Regions from separate parts of the Homo sapiens genome. Here region 2 is linked to region 1. A link is a loop called in an ENCODE intact Hi-C map of the cell type or tissue named here. Cell type or tissue: Caco-2. All regions are shown on one strand. Each heading gives the region's core, and the rest is flanking DNA. Links, peaks and the distances in the headings are about the cores only.

Region 1 (12,688 bases), core at 5,904-8,403:
CCTAATCTTGTTAAAATGAGAAAATCAAATTCTGCCTTTGCATTAGTGTTTTATTGAAGCTAAAGCTAATTTTAATAAAACCTTATAAACAAGTCCATCCAATATCAGTCAATTGTGATCACACAAGAAAAGGTTTTCATAAACCTTTTATAAAGTCTTATACTTTTTTTTTTTTTTTTTTTTGAGGCGGAGTCTCGCTCTGTCGCCCAGGCTGGAGCGCAGTGGCGCGATCTCGGCTCACTGCAAGCTCCGCCTCCCGGGTTCACGCCATTCTCCTGCCTCAGCCTCCCGAGTACCTGGGACTGCAGGCACCTGCCACCACGTCCAGCTAATTTTTTGTATTTTTAGTAGAGACGGGGTTTCACCGTGTTAGCCAGGATGGTCTCCATCTCCTGACCTCGTGATCCGCCCGCCTCAGCCTCCCAAAGTGCTGGGATTACAGGCGTGAGCCACCGCGCCCGGCCTAAACTCTTATATTTTTTATTAATGAGCAGATCCATGCTCCAAGAAAACCCTGTTACTCGGACACAGTGGTCCAGGCTCTGGCCGTGCATCGGTCTGCTTTTCATATTTAGGTTTAGTTTTTAGAAAAACTAAATGACCTCTTTTTAATTTCAGCCCACATGATCATACACAAAATTATTTTCACAAGATCACTCTTTCACAAACTTTCTACAACTTGCTTAAACCTTCAGTTATGTGTATCATGTCTTACCATTTTATCCTAGGACAAAGGTTTACTTTATTTTCCCCCTTATTATTACGACCACACAGAATTCTCTCTCATGTAAATGAAAAACTACTCTCTCTCCCTCAACCTCTCTTACATTTTAATTTTCCTTTAACAAAAACCACATTCTCTTGCCTTCTTACAATCTTTTTTAAATTAAAAGTGCATTCTGTTTTCTTTAGAGCCTTTGGATGTAAAATTGCTTTTCTTATGTCTAGTAGTCTTAATTACATAAATTACTTACAATGTAAACTCTTAGTAACCCTTATGTTCAGTGACAAGCCCAGGAAGCAAGCAGTTTTAATTATGTGTCAGTAGCCCAGGACAAAGTACCAGACTTGGGGATAGGTCTCATCATGGCCTAAAGGCTCAAATCTAAAGGCGTAAGTTTATAGAAAATTTAAGCAAGTATCAAAAGCACTACAGAAGCAATCATTCTATGATCTTAAAACATCTAACAGAGATAGTATCTGACCAATACATCTAGGCAAAAATGTCCAAATTCAATTCTGAAGATGCTTTTATTTTAAGAACAATTTTGAAACTATCTTTATTTACTGAATATCATTATTAAAATCACATTAACCTGAAAAGCATTTAAATTTATGTATTTAATTTATGAATACTCTTTTATTTATAAGCCAATTTGCTATTGTAGACAACATGCAAAGACATACACACCTGCATACATAAAGATCAAAACAGACATAAACAAAGCCCCTAGACTCTTGATTTTAAAACTCTAGCTATTAGACTGGCAAAGCTCACCAGTCCAAAAATGGCAGCTGGATTCCAGTTCCATCTCTATAAATGGAACAAGTAAAAATCCACCTGTTCCACATGGCTCAAGCCCTCACCAGATCCCAGAGGAAACAAACTGGCAATGCATATCTCAAAGCAGAGAGAGAGAGACAATTTATTCTCCTTTAAGAAAGAGTTTAAGGCCGAGGCAGCCAGATCACCTGAGGTCAGGAGTTCGAGACCAGCCTGGCCAACATGATGAAACCCTGTCTCTACTAAAAATACAGAAATTAGCTAGGCATGGTTGCATGTGCCTGTAGTCCCAGCTACTCGGAAGGCTGAGGCAGGAGAATCGCTTGAACCTGGGAGGTGGATGTTGCAGTGAGCCAAGATCACGCCACTGCACTCCAGTCTGGGAGACAGAGCAAGCCTCCATCTCAAAAAAAGAAGAAAAAAAAAAGAGTGTAGGCTTTGTTAAAGAAAGACTGAAAATGGACACCAAAGCAACACAAAATCACAGGAACTTACCATAAGATTTTATAAGGCAAGTTTTCTCATAATACGGAGTGATTTCTGGTACTGCAAAAGCCGAAGAGAAAAAGTGGAGTAATTTTAGATCTGGGAGGACTCTGTCCTCTTGAGATTCCCTGAGGAAAAACAGAAGTTCCTCCCCAAAAGAGGAATCCACCACATCTTTTTCTGTTTTCCTTAAGGAATTTCAGTCTGTTAGAAAAAAAATTTTCTTGTCCCCTCATGTGGCACCGATGGTGGCAAGATGCAACAGGGGCTGACAGAAGGAAAAGGAGAAACAGGCAGAGGGAGCACATATGTGACTGCCATGGGTGCAAGGAGAGAGAAATTTAGCCAATGGAGAAATTCTTACAAAGACAGAACAGAGGACTTAAAGACTCTTATGCATACACACATGTGCACAAGTGTATGCGCACACACACACAACGTACATATAACCTAAATAGCAGTTTCAATTAAGTTGACTTTTGACTATCCAGCTCTTTAAAAATCCTTTCAAACTTATTAGAGAATTTTAACAGGACAAACAGCTGATATGTAAGACTTTGTATCCTTTTTATTTTTATCTTATTTATTTATTTATTTATTTATTTGAGAGGGAGTCTTGCTGTCGCCCAGGCTGGAGCGCAGTGGAGCAAACTCAGCTCACTGCAAGCTCCGCCTCCCGAGTTCACGCCATTCTCCTGCCTCAGCCTCCCCAGTACCTGGGATTACAGGCGCCCGCCACCACGCCTGGCTAATTTTTTTTTTATTTTTTATTTTTTTATTTTTAGTAGAGACGGGGTTTCACCGTGTTAGCCAGGATGGTCTGGATCTCCTGACCTCGTGATCCGCCCGCCTCTGCCTCCCAAAGTGCTGGGATTACAGGCGTGAGCCACTGCACCCGGCCATATCCTTTTTATTTCTTAAAGGTACCGTTTAAGTTAAGCTTCACCAAGATTATGATTTAACCAAGGACGTATGAGGTGTCTCCAGAGAGGCGGAAAGCAGTATTCACAAGATCCAAACCCACCCTGTCTTTTGACAGTTCAAAGAAATGAAAACTTTGCTAGCTACAAATGGAGTATAATCCACATTCTTATTTCCCAAATTCTCTAGAGTCTCAGGTTCTTAGTTGACTATCTGCACACAAGGCTCAAAAGCCTCATATACCCCCACAGATGGAAATCAAAAGCTGTCCATGAAAGAAAAATGCATCAACAAATGGCAAAAATCTCACAAATAGCAAACCAAAAGGACTTGTTCCTTGGCTGGGAATCAAACTCAGGCTGTCACGGTGAAAGGGCAGAACTTTATTTAGCTGGTGGATTATAGGATGGGACTGTCTTCACTATTGTTCACAGAGATGATTTGAAGTGGGCAGTTCTAGGCTTGCAAATAATTTTAACTTTGTTTTAGGTCAGATTTTTGCTCTTTGATTTAGTCAAGAGAATTCCTAAGGCTAACCATCACACTATTATGTGTCCTTTTTAAAATTTGATTTTCCCATCAATTGTTTAAGAGATCTCTAAAATCTTTTTAAATTTAGGAATCTAAAGGATCCCTTTTTCAGGTTTTCCTCTGGAGTCTAAATAATATTGTGGCCAAATAGTGCCGCAATAAAAAAATCTTATTCCTTTTTATGGGTCCAAAGCTAAAATGTCTCGCACCCTACAAATAAATATCTTCTTTTCTCCTAATGAAAACCTTGGTGTTGATGTTTGGACATAATACCCGGGGCAAGTGGACCTCAGTTTGGTTTGATAACAGTTGGTGACTGCAAGATACAAAAGTCCTGAGTGGGCGTCTCATTTATGGCACACTGATCCCTGGCTGCAGCATTGTATTAATGCACCCTAATGGACTACAAGGAGGAATAGAGCTCATGCTTTCTTTTTTAGATGACAAAGCCTTAGGTGACAAACCCTTAAGGACTCAGCTGGGCTTTGGACAGAATTTCAAGAAAGCAAATCAAAATAAAAATGCAATTCCTCAAGGTCTTGATCCCTCCAGTTCTCTGTAGAGTATTCCCCACTAAATATGCTCTCATTCAGCAGAGCCTTGTGCCTTTCCAAAGCACATCTGGGCGACAGCAGATGTCCTGCTGAAGCAGAACCCAGCATCTAAAGGAAAAATTGCTTGGGGCCGTTGTTCACAAACTCCACTTACCAAAAACAGTGCCTCATTTCTGACACTGCAAAAAGTAAAGCACCAACAGATGCTGGCGAATATGTGGAGAAAAGGGAAGCTTCAAACACTGTTGGTGGGAATGTAAATTAGTACAACCACTATGGAGAACAGTTTGGAGGTTCCTCAAAAAACTGTAAATAAAGCTACCATGAGATCCAGCAATCCCACTGTTGGGAATATACCCAAAAGCATGGAAATCCATATATCCAAGAGGTATCTGTACTCCCATGTTTGTTGCAGCACTGTTCACAATAGCCAAAGTTTGGAAGCAACCTAGTCTGTCAACAGATGAATGAATGGATGAAGAAAATAAGGTACGTATATACAATGGAATACTATTCAGCCATAAAAAAGAACTAGATCCTGTCATTTGCAACAACATGGATGGAACCGCAGGTCATCATATTAAGTGAAATAAGGCAGGCACAGAAAGACAAAAATTTGCATGTTCTCACTCATTTGTGGGATCTAAAAATCAAAACAATTGAATTCATGGAGATAGAGAGTAGAAAGATGGTTACCAGAGGCTGGGAAGGGAAGTGGGGGTAGGGTGGGAGGGAGGTGGGGACGGTTAATGGGTACAAAAAATAAAAAGAATAAGACCTAGTATTTGATAGCACAACAGGGTGACTATAGTCAATAATAATTTAATTGTACATTTTAAAATAACTAAAAGCATAATTGGATTGTTAGTAACACAAAGAATAAACACTTGAGGGGAAGGACACCCCATTTTACATGATGTGGTTAATACATATTGCATGCCTGTATCAAAACATGTCATGTACTTCATAAATATACACACCTACTATGTACCCACAAAAATTAAAATTAAAAATTGAAGGCCAGGCACGGTGGCTCATGCCTGTAATCCCAGCAATTTGGGAGGCCAAGGCAGGCAGATCACGAGGTCAGGAGATCAAGACCATCCTGGCTAACACGGTGAAACCCCGTCTATACTAAAAATAATAAAAAAAAAAATTAGCCAGGCTTGGTGGCGGGTGCCTGTAGTCCCAGCTATTCGGGAGGCTGAGGCAGGAGAATGACGTGGACCCAGGAGGCAGAGCTTGCAGTGAGCCAAGATCACGCCACTGCACTCCAGCCTGGGTGACAGAGCAAGACTCTGTCTCAAAAAAAAATAAAATAAAATAGAAAGAAAGCACCATAGGCCTTTCTTTCATAATGGTGGTCAGTTGCCAGATGCAAGAATCCATCCCTGAATACAATCATTCAGGCAGCTTCTGGACAGGGTTTGAGCATGGCTGCAGCCAGCAGCCCCTGTGCCACAAGTGAGATGCCCGCTCGGGACTGTTGTTCCTTTGCAGTCACGGTTATTACCAAACCAAACTGAGATCCACTGCCCACGACAGTAAGGCTAAATGTCCACACTGAGGTTTGCAGCAGGAAAAGAGGAGGATGTTTATTTACAAGGAACCAAGCAAGAAGACTCAGGCAGGTCTTGCTTAAGTTCTGAACTCTCTAATTGCTCGCAAGTGAAGGATTTTAAAGGTAGGGGTAAATTTCAGGAAAGCAGAAGTAAAAGGTGAAAATCATAAATCAACATATGGATGTTACACATTGGTTTGGCCTAAAAGGGTGAGATATCTTGAAGTGGGGGCTTACAGGTCGTAGGTAGATTCAAAGATGTTCTGATTTGCAATTGGTTAAGAAAGAGATACTTTGTTTAAAAACTTGGAGTCAGCAGAACAGAAGGTTAGCTCTAACTCCTGGGTATGACTTCCTTCAGGCCTCTCAGGAAGAAATTTAGAAAAAAGAATGGCAGTCACAGTTTAGTCCTCAATTCTCCCTTGATTGAGGTCTATATGCCAGTGGAGCAATTTGGTGGAAATTTGGGTTTCTGAAAAACAATAACAAATGTTAAGATGTTACCTTAGTTTCCATAGGGGATTCCAACTTCTTTGGATATTGTTTTAAGCTATAATTACCTTATTGCTTATCAAGTCGCTTATATACGTCTCAGGGCTACCATGAAAGAACTGAAGATTTTCCTTTATTTTCATGCTTGAGGCAACCCACAGGCCCCTAAGAGGAGTCCAAGCTCCATCTTATATACCAGGATCATTGTCTAGCAAAAAGTGAGCTCAGAAAACATGTTAGAATTCCTAATATCAAAGGAAGAAACAATAAATATCCCATTGCATATTTGTTAGTGCCTTAGGAGGGGAGCCCATGGGCATTGTTGGGGAAGCTAAGTGTCCAAGGAAAAGTAATCTCCAGTGCAGGAAGTGAAGTCATCTCCAATGGTGAAGTATTGGTTTGGGGCAATGTTCTCTGAAGCTAAGTCATCTCCAGCAGTGAATTCCTGGACTAGGCAGACCACTGTCATCTGGGATGTGAGACTGGGGTATCCTTCCCAAGTTGGATAACCACTAGGGTTGATGTGAATCATGTTTTTGTTCCTCTATTGTATTATAACAAGGCTGAGCCACTTGTGGAATTTGAAGGCAATGTTGTGCCTGGGAATTTGACTTGCAAATATTCTTAAGGTCAAGGGGCTTTGTGGGTGCACGGCTAGCTAAGGTAATGTCTGCGTCTAACATGCTGCTGTAACTGTACCAAAGTGCTGGAACTTGATTGGCACAATTAACACTATAATTAGTAGCGTCTAAATCTGAATCTCCCAATAGTCCAAGGTTTTTCTCAGATGGGTGATAAGAAACATTTTACTACAAATAGGTTTTAAATCACACAGCTTGATTTGAGTGTATGTTGTTAATAAGGTGGCAGGTTTTTTTGCCAATTAAAATCTTGAGGCTGAGGTTGGATATCCATCATTAGATTGTAGGCAGGTCCTCCAATTTAGTCACTTAGTATGAATCCTTTTCCCCAGTTGCTGGTTTGTTGGTGATAGGCAAGTGGATGAGGTTTGGGGCTGTATTAGCAATACTTGATGGCTTGTGGACCACAGCATTTGCTATGTCTGTTTGAAACAATGACTTACTTGGAGGGTTTGGAGTACCAGATTGCAAACCAGTGAAAGCACCCAAATCAATAGTAATAAAACCAATTGTCAACAAAATAGTGTGCAGCAACACTTGACACTTTTGTTATCTAATGATGATTATTTTTCTAGCATATATAATTACCAGGGCAGGAATATGCAAACCTACCCTCAGAGGCTGAGGGAGCTGAGGCCAAAGAAAGAGGTTGACAAATCCAGTTTCTTAGAAAGAAACATTTAATATGAACAGAAGCTATGTTTCAGGTGGCCACGAGAGGGTGAATCTTCACACTCGCCCTCTAGAAAGTATTCTTTATATAGCAAGCCTTCTTTGGGTAAAACATATGCAACTGGTTATGTCTGAGACCCTTTAGTGAAACTGGTGATTACTGGGGAGGTTAGATAAGCATCTTTATGAAGGGTTAGCTATGCTGCTGGCATTGTTTCTTTATGAGGGATTAGTTATGCTGCAGGCATTGTTTCTGTATGAGGAGTTAGCTATGCTGCAGGCATTGTTTCTTTATGAGGAGTTAGCTACGCTGCAGGCATTGTTTCTTTATGAAAAATTAGCTATGCTGCAGGCATTGTTTCTATATGAGGAATTAGCTATGCTGCAGGCATTGTTTCTTTATGAGGAATTAGCTATGCTGCAGGCATTGTTTCTATATGAGGAATTAGCTATAATGCAGGCATTGTTTCTATATGAGGAGTTAGCTATGCTGCAGGCATTCTTCCTATATAAGGAATTAGCTATGCTGCAGGCATTGTTTCTATATGAGGAATTAGCTATGCTGCAGGCATTGTTTCTATATAAGGAGTTAGCTATGCTGCAGGCATTGTTTCTTTATGAGGAATTAGCTATGCTGTAGGCATTGTTTCTATTTTAGGGGTTAGCTATGCTGCAGGCATTGTTTCTATATGAGGAATTAGCTATGCTGCAGGCATTGTTTCTTTATGAGGGGTTAGCTATGCTACAGGCATTGTTTCTTGACCTTGCTGCTGGAATGCCTTGGTATGCTGTAGTGAAACATCAGTCCTTATGGCAGTTTTGCTTCAAGATGGCATTACTCTTGCCATGCAACAGGCTGTTTTCCTACAATAATTTTGGAATATAGTGTTTATTCTTTTACTATCTGAATGTCAGTTTAAGTTACTAAGTGGAGTTTTCTATCTTTCATTCTACCATTTTTGGGACTGGCTTTTGGGCAGTAATTTTAATTTCTGAGTGTAATCAGAGGACGAGCTCAGATAAATTTTCCATCCCTTATAAAATGAATATTGAGGAAGATTTTGGGGAGTAAGTTTAGGTTCAAGTGAGTTCCATGTCAGATGAACAGGTGCCTGACTTGTGAAACAATCTGATTAGCAAAAGTACCTAAGAAAGTGGTATCCTCAATCTGGGATCCGTTTGAATCTCCCTTTAAATATAGACAATTGTGATTGGAAGATTTTTTAAAGTTGCTATAAGTCAGTTCTGCATCTTTAACTTAAGAGAGATTAAGGTCTGGGGCAAGATAGAGGCCATTTAGGAATTCATTTATTATTTTTTAACTTAAGTAGGAGTCATTGAAGAGCCCACAAGACTTCTCAATTAATCCAGCTTCCTGGGGCCTAATGGGAAAATATAATTTCATTGAATGTTGTTTCTAAGAGCCCACCATTGTATCTGAGAGTAAAATGTGTACCTTGGAGCTACAGACTAAGTGTTTGTGTCCTTCCAAAATTCGTGTGTTGAAATCCTAACCCCAAATGGGATGGTATTGGGAGGCGGAATCTTTAATAGATGATGACAGCAGAGCCATCACAAATGGAATTAATGTGCTTATAAAAGAGTCCCCAGAGAGCAAGCCTGACCCTTCTGCCATATGAGGACTCAATAATATAGTACCACCCATGGATGGGAAAATTAACCCTCACTGGACACAAACTTGCTGGCACCTTGATTTTGGACTTCCCAGCCTTCAGAAGGTGAAAAATACATTTCTTTTGTTCATAAACTATTCAGGCTATTGTATTTTGTTAGAAAATCCCCCAAAGACTAAGACAGAATATTGGTTCCAAGAAGTTAGGGTGTTGCTGTAATAAATAATGGAAATGTGGTAGCAGCTTTGAAACTGGGTAATGACTACGAGCTGGAATAGTTTTGAGGTGCATGCTAGCAAGCACCTATGTTTCCACGAGTGGCCTTAAATGATTAATTCCAGTGAGGGCTCAGAAGGAGAGGAGGAGAGCTGCAGAGAAAGGGTAAATCTTCTTTGAGAATGCCAAGATGGCCATAAACCCAATGTTCATAGAAATGTGGGTGATAAAAGCCATTTTGAGGAGGTTTCAGACAGAAATGAGAAACATGTAATTGGAAATTGGGGGAAAGACAATTCTCATTATAAAGTGACAAAAAAATTGGATGAACTGTGTTCATATTCTAGTGTTTGATGGAAGGTAGAACTTTTGAGAAAATGAATGGATATTTTACTCAGGAAATTTCTAAGCCAAGTGTTGAAGGTGGAGCTTGGCTTTTCTTGAAGGCTTATAGTAAAATTCAAGAAGAGAGAAATAGCCCAAAATGTTATTGTTAATCAAAAGGGAAGCAGATCTTAAAATTTTTGATTCTCAGCCTATCCACATTGGAAAAAAATAAGAAAGCTGGCCAGGTGTGGTGGCTCACATCTATAATTTCAGCACTTTTGGAGGCCAAAGTGAGAGGATCATTTGAGGCCAGGAGTTCAAGATCAGCCTGGTCAACAGAGCAAGACTCTCTCTCTACAAAAAATTTTAAAATAATTAAAAAATTTAGTCAGGCATGGCAGCACACACCTGTAGTCCCAGATATTTGGGAGCCTAAGGCAGGAGGAATAGTTGAGCCCAGGGGTTCCAGACTGCAGTGAGCTATGATTGCACCATTGTACCCTAGCCTGGGCAACAGAGAAAGACCCTGTCTAGAAGAAGAAGGAGAAGGAGAAGGAGAAGGAGTCATCCTCCTTTTAGGGAGAGAACAAGGGCATGGTCAAGTGACCATCTGATAAGGAGACTGCTATGGATTGGGAATCTAACACAAGACAAGGGCTGTTTCTCAAAACAATGACAGAATAACCAGGAAGGAATTTTGGAGATTATGGAATCTGTCTCTCTCATTACAGGCTTATGTAAGGACCTGGAGGGAAGAATGATTTCAAAGCTCTGCTCCCTGAATTTGAGCACAGTTGTCCTGGGCCACACCGGCTGTGGCTCCAGAGGGCCCAGGTGCAGCATAGGCCATGGTGGTCTCCCCTCCACACAGCATAGATGATAAACCTTGGCAGGGTACATGTGGTGCCATCTCCAAAGAAGCACAAAATGCATAAACCATGGGGGTGTGTCTACTCCCACATAGATTTTGAAGAATGAAGCCAGGGAGACCCTCAGGCTCAAGACTCAAGCAGCGAGCTACCGTAAGGTTGTGGCCAACACAGAGAGTCGCCACTAGGGTTATACCTAGCAAAGCCATGGGGCCCCTCCTCCAAAATTCATATGTTGAAATACTAATTCCCAATGTTGTAGTATTAGGAGGTAGAGTCTCTGGGAGGTGATTAGGCAGAACTCTCATGAATAGTATTAATGCCCTAATAAACAGACTCCAGAGAGCTAGCTCACCCTTCTATCATATAAGGACACAACAGAAAGGCACCATGTATGCATCAATGGGCCCTCACCAGATATCAAATATACCAGCACCTAAATCTTGGACTCTCCAGCCACTGGAACTGTGAGAAGTAAATATCTATTCTTTATAAAGTACTCAGTCTTTACTATTTTGTTATGGCAGCCTGAATGGACTAAGATACCTGTTTCCGGAGAAAGCTGGATTTAGTTAAGATCTTTCCTGCAAAGATTGTGTGTGATGAGGAAGGTTTTGAGGTACCACACAGTAGTCCAGAAGGGCCTATAGTATCCCTTTGGGGGTGAAGCCAAACTGAGGCTGAGAAGTTTTTGAAATAGATACTGAACAATACATATTAGCCACTTCCATAATAGGAAAATATTTATTGGTTGCCAACTGAATAGAATCAGAAATGTAAATACATAGGGTGATGGGCACCCCCCACCAGGTTACTTAAGGGTGTAGGTCTTCTGCTTGGCCCTTGAAGGCCAAGTGGTGAGCCAAGGCAATGGTTTCCAGCTGAGGAACAGGTGTTTCTGGGAACCCAAACATCCTGGAGTGCACAGGTAACCTACCAAGAAAAAATAATCCATTGCATGCAGTAGGCAATGAGCCAAAAAATTAGCTTAAAAGCAGCTTAGAAATGTCTGGTAGGGAAGGTCTCTGGAGTTTTCCTGTTGCTGCCCAGGAATGTCCTGTATGTAAGTCCTAAAAGCCTCATGTACTCATCAAGCTGGACTTGTCCAACTTATTATTTGGTCACTTAGCTCCTTCCCAGGTTGTGGGGGCATTCTTCTAAATATTCCTGTTTTATTCTCATAACAAAATAATTTTGGGTATTGAATATGGGAGCCTTAACAAATGGGACCATAGCATTTTAGCTGTAGCAGTCTACTATGAGGCAATCTTCATTCTTCCCAGGTTTAAGAATTGGCAAAATTGGGCTGTTAAAATGGAGAAGCAATGGGAATGATCATTCCTTTACTAATTTTCTTTTATATAAGAGATTTTAATCCTTGAAAAGTCTGTTTTTAGTTATATTTATCTTTATAAACTATTTTAACCTGGGGCACATGGGGTCCTGTTTTATCAATCCAATTTGTAAATGCCAAATAATTGCTTTAAGTTTAATTTGTTATTCATTGTGTTGGAACATAATTTAGAACAATGGGTATTCTGATTGGGAAATTTAGGAAAAGATATAACGTGAAACATACCTATTTTTCTCTATTTTATATTTAGCTACTCTCATAAAATGATTAGGGCATCTTGTTTAAATCTAGTGGGATCCCCAGGTGTAACTCTAATTTGAGCTCCAGTATTAAAGTCATGAAGTTTTGTCAACTGCTATATTTAAGCCAATACTAAATTTAATTCAGGAATTATGTTGTAGAGGTATGAAAGCCAATCAGTGCACTTTTATCTCTGTTATATAAATTATTTTAGTACATTTTGGATTTCCAATTGGGTTAAATTACAAAACTTTGTTTCATCATCAGCATCATCATCAATGCATTATCTTAGGAGTATCAGTAGTATTTCTTCCCCTTATATAAATACTTTTTCTTTCTTTCTTTCTCTCTTTCTTTTTTGTTATGGGTTTCTAGCCACCTAAAGACATGGTTTTGTTTCTATTTGTGTCTGATAACTCATAGTACTGAACTTCTAGGTGGTTACAGAAAAGGGGAGTGGAAGAGCCCCAGTGGACCACCTTATGGGTATCTATCTCTTGTTCCAAGGCTTCCTAGTTCACTTCACAGAGATTGGAGTTTGTACCTTGAGATTTATAGTGGTCTCTCACTGGGGCAGCACAAGTTAGCTTCTCTGTCCAAGGTATCAGTCTGTTAGGTTAACATGCAGATGCATTTACTAAAACCCAAACAAATGGTTAGAGGTCTTGCAATATTTAAGCAATGGT
Region 2 (2,500 bases), core at 1-2,500, 68 kb after region 1:
TTACTAATAGATGTTTCCACCAATATGACTATTTCATGTAACTTTTCAAGTTTTATCTCCTAACTTTGTTCCTGATATTCTCTAATGATTTTTAATGTCTGTTATTAATGTAGTGATAACATATTTGAAATTACTGATCTTGGGTATTAGAGCCTTCTTCATTTTTCCTTGATAAATTTCACCAGAAATTATCTGGCTTCAATAAGCAGTTTAAGGGATTTTACTTAATTTATTTCCCTTATTTAATATTTGTTTTTCTTCATTGCTTTTCTTGCCCTTATTATTTGCTTCATTCTGCTTTCATTGCTTTTACCTACTTAATTATAATTTAATTTGTTGACTTGGGTGATTATAAATATTCAGATATGTTTCCACTTTACAGATTTAGGCAACAAAATTTCCTCAAAGAAACTTATAGAAAAAAAATCCAATAATATATAAAATGATATATCATGACAGAAGGGCTTCTTATTAGAAACAAATTGGTTAGTTAAATATTTGAAACTCATAGCTGCAAATAATCACATTAAGAGAATAAAGGGAAAAACAAAATTGTCTCAAAAAATGTATAAAACTACATAACAGAATTCAGTATGCAGTCATGATACGTACTCTCAGCAAAGTAGGAATACAAAAAAATGATTAATCTACTACATTTATCTGCAAAAATGACAAAACGCTCATACATGGAAATTAAAGACCATTCCTTTGTGGATAATATGGCACAGGATATGTTATGAAAGGCTGTCCTGCCACAACACAGCACAGATGGGGTTGAAAGAAAGGAAGGGAAACAAAGGGCTGCCATGAATTAAACCAGTAGAGAAAATAAAAGCCTGGGTCATGCAGGGGACAGTGTCTTATTAGGCCAGCATCAGGACTGGTTGAAGTCTGGCGCTTCTAACACAGTGGGAAAATGAGCATAGTAATCACAATAAAGAAAGACATCTGAAAGGTGCTAACTTAGCCTCGGATCAGAAGTGCTCTCTGCTAATGCCTTGCTGGTGAAAAGCGTATCCAGTGTAAGCCCTCAGAAATCCCAGAAAACAAAGACCAAAAGAAACGGCGCCTTGTCAACCGAACGAATTGAAAAAAGCTTCCTGCCGCGATCGGGCATTAAAAGAAAAAAACCACAGACATAAGATGGAGTGAATAAAAAAAGAATTTATATAATTCATGGATGAAATGTTTCAGAATCTATAGGATTATATTTTTTTTAAGGCAGACAGATACGAAAATACAACGAAGCGTGCATGACCGAAACCAGAAGAGATTAAAGTAAAACCTCATTCTCCTGAGGAAATCGTGTGAGAAGGGACTTAGGGACTGCCGGAACACAGCGAAGCAGAGGCAGAAGGCAGACAAAAGGGGCTGGGTTGGTCCCCGCCTGTGTGAACGAAAAAATATGTCAGATTGGAAAATTGCGGTAAAAACCAGGCAGAGCACGTACGTTGCCCCCACAGGAAGTGTCCGCCATGCTGCCTGTGCCCGGAAGTAGGTAGGAACACACAGTCAGAGGGACCCAAAAGCAGGGGGGAAGGAAAAAGAGATGCACACTTCCCCCAGAGAAGCCTCCGAGCGCGGCCGCCATTCCGGGCCTCAAGCCCATAAAGAAAAAATACCGGAGAGGTTCTGGCACCATTTCGGGGTGCCAAAGCAGCCATGGAAGAGCCTGCAGCTCCCTCAGAAGCCCACGAGGCAGCCGGGGCCCAGGCAGGTGCTGAGGCAGCAAGGGAGGGTGTGTCTGGGCCGGACCTTCCCGTCTGTGAGCCCTCCGGGGAATCTGCTGCTCCAGATTCAGCCCTGCCACATGCGGCAAGGGGCTGGGCCCCCTTCCCTGTAGCTCCAGTCCCTGCCCACCTCCGCAGAGGAGGCCTGAGGCCTGCCCCAGCCTCAGGAGGAGGAGCCTGGCCCAGTCCGTTGCCAAGCCGAAGCAGCGGCATTTGGACAAAGCAGATCATCTGCAGGTATTATATACATGGGCAGTGCAAGGAGGGGGAGAACTGTCGCTATTCGCACGACCTTTCTGGTCGGAAGATGGCCACTGAGGGTGGCGTTTCGCCGCCTGGGGCCTCTGCAGGTGGAGGCCCTAGCACGGCTGCGCACATCGAGCCCCCGACTCAGGAAGTGGCGGAAGCCCCCCCGGCTGCATCCTCCCTTTCCTTGCCTGTGATTGGCTCGGCTGCTGAAAGGGGTTTCTTTGAAGCCGAGAGAGACAATGCAGACCGTGGAGCTGCTGGAGGAGCAGGTGTAGAAAGCTGGGCGGATGCCATTGAGTTTGTTCCAGGGCAGCCCTACCGGGGCCGCTGGGTTGCATCTGCCCCCGAGGCTCCTCTACAGAGCTCAGAGACTGAGAGGAAGCAGATGGCTGTGGGCAGTGGGTTGCGGTTTTGCTATTATGCTTCCAGGGGAGTTTGCTTTCGTGGGGAGAGCTGTATGTACCTCCATGGAGACATATGCGACATGTGTGGGCTGCAGACCTTGCACCCCATGGATGCTG

What was found. Peaks named below come from ENCODE experiments on the same cell type or tissue, not always from the same donor. Only the 100,000 strongest peaks of a DNase experiment are listed, where the experiment ranks them.
Region 2: it touches region 1 in a loop (7-fold over the local background); 6 of 110 quality-filtered maps call a loop at or near these places.

The regions. Positions count from the first base shown.
Region 1 is chr15:23,490,451-23,503,138 of GRCh38, forward strand. No RefSeq gene overlaps it. Among named protein-coding and RNA genes, the nearest start is that of GOLGA6L2, 50 kb to the left of the region's middle. In Caco-2, for the core only: a CTCF peak has its summit at 7,372 (motif pointing right); no DNase peak of the experiment used is centred there.
Region 2 is chr15:23,564,121-23,566,620 of GRCh38, forward strand. MKRN3 (makorin ring finger protein 3) reads left to right here and starts at 1,554. Exons shown (of 1, transcript NM_005664.4): 1 at 1,554-2,500. The coding sequence starts at 1,663. In Caco-2, for the core only: no CTCF peak of the experiment used is centred there; DNase peaks (open chromatin) are centred at 1,491 and 2,141; H3K4me3 peaks cover 2,020 bases.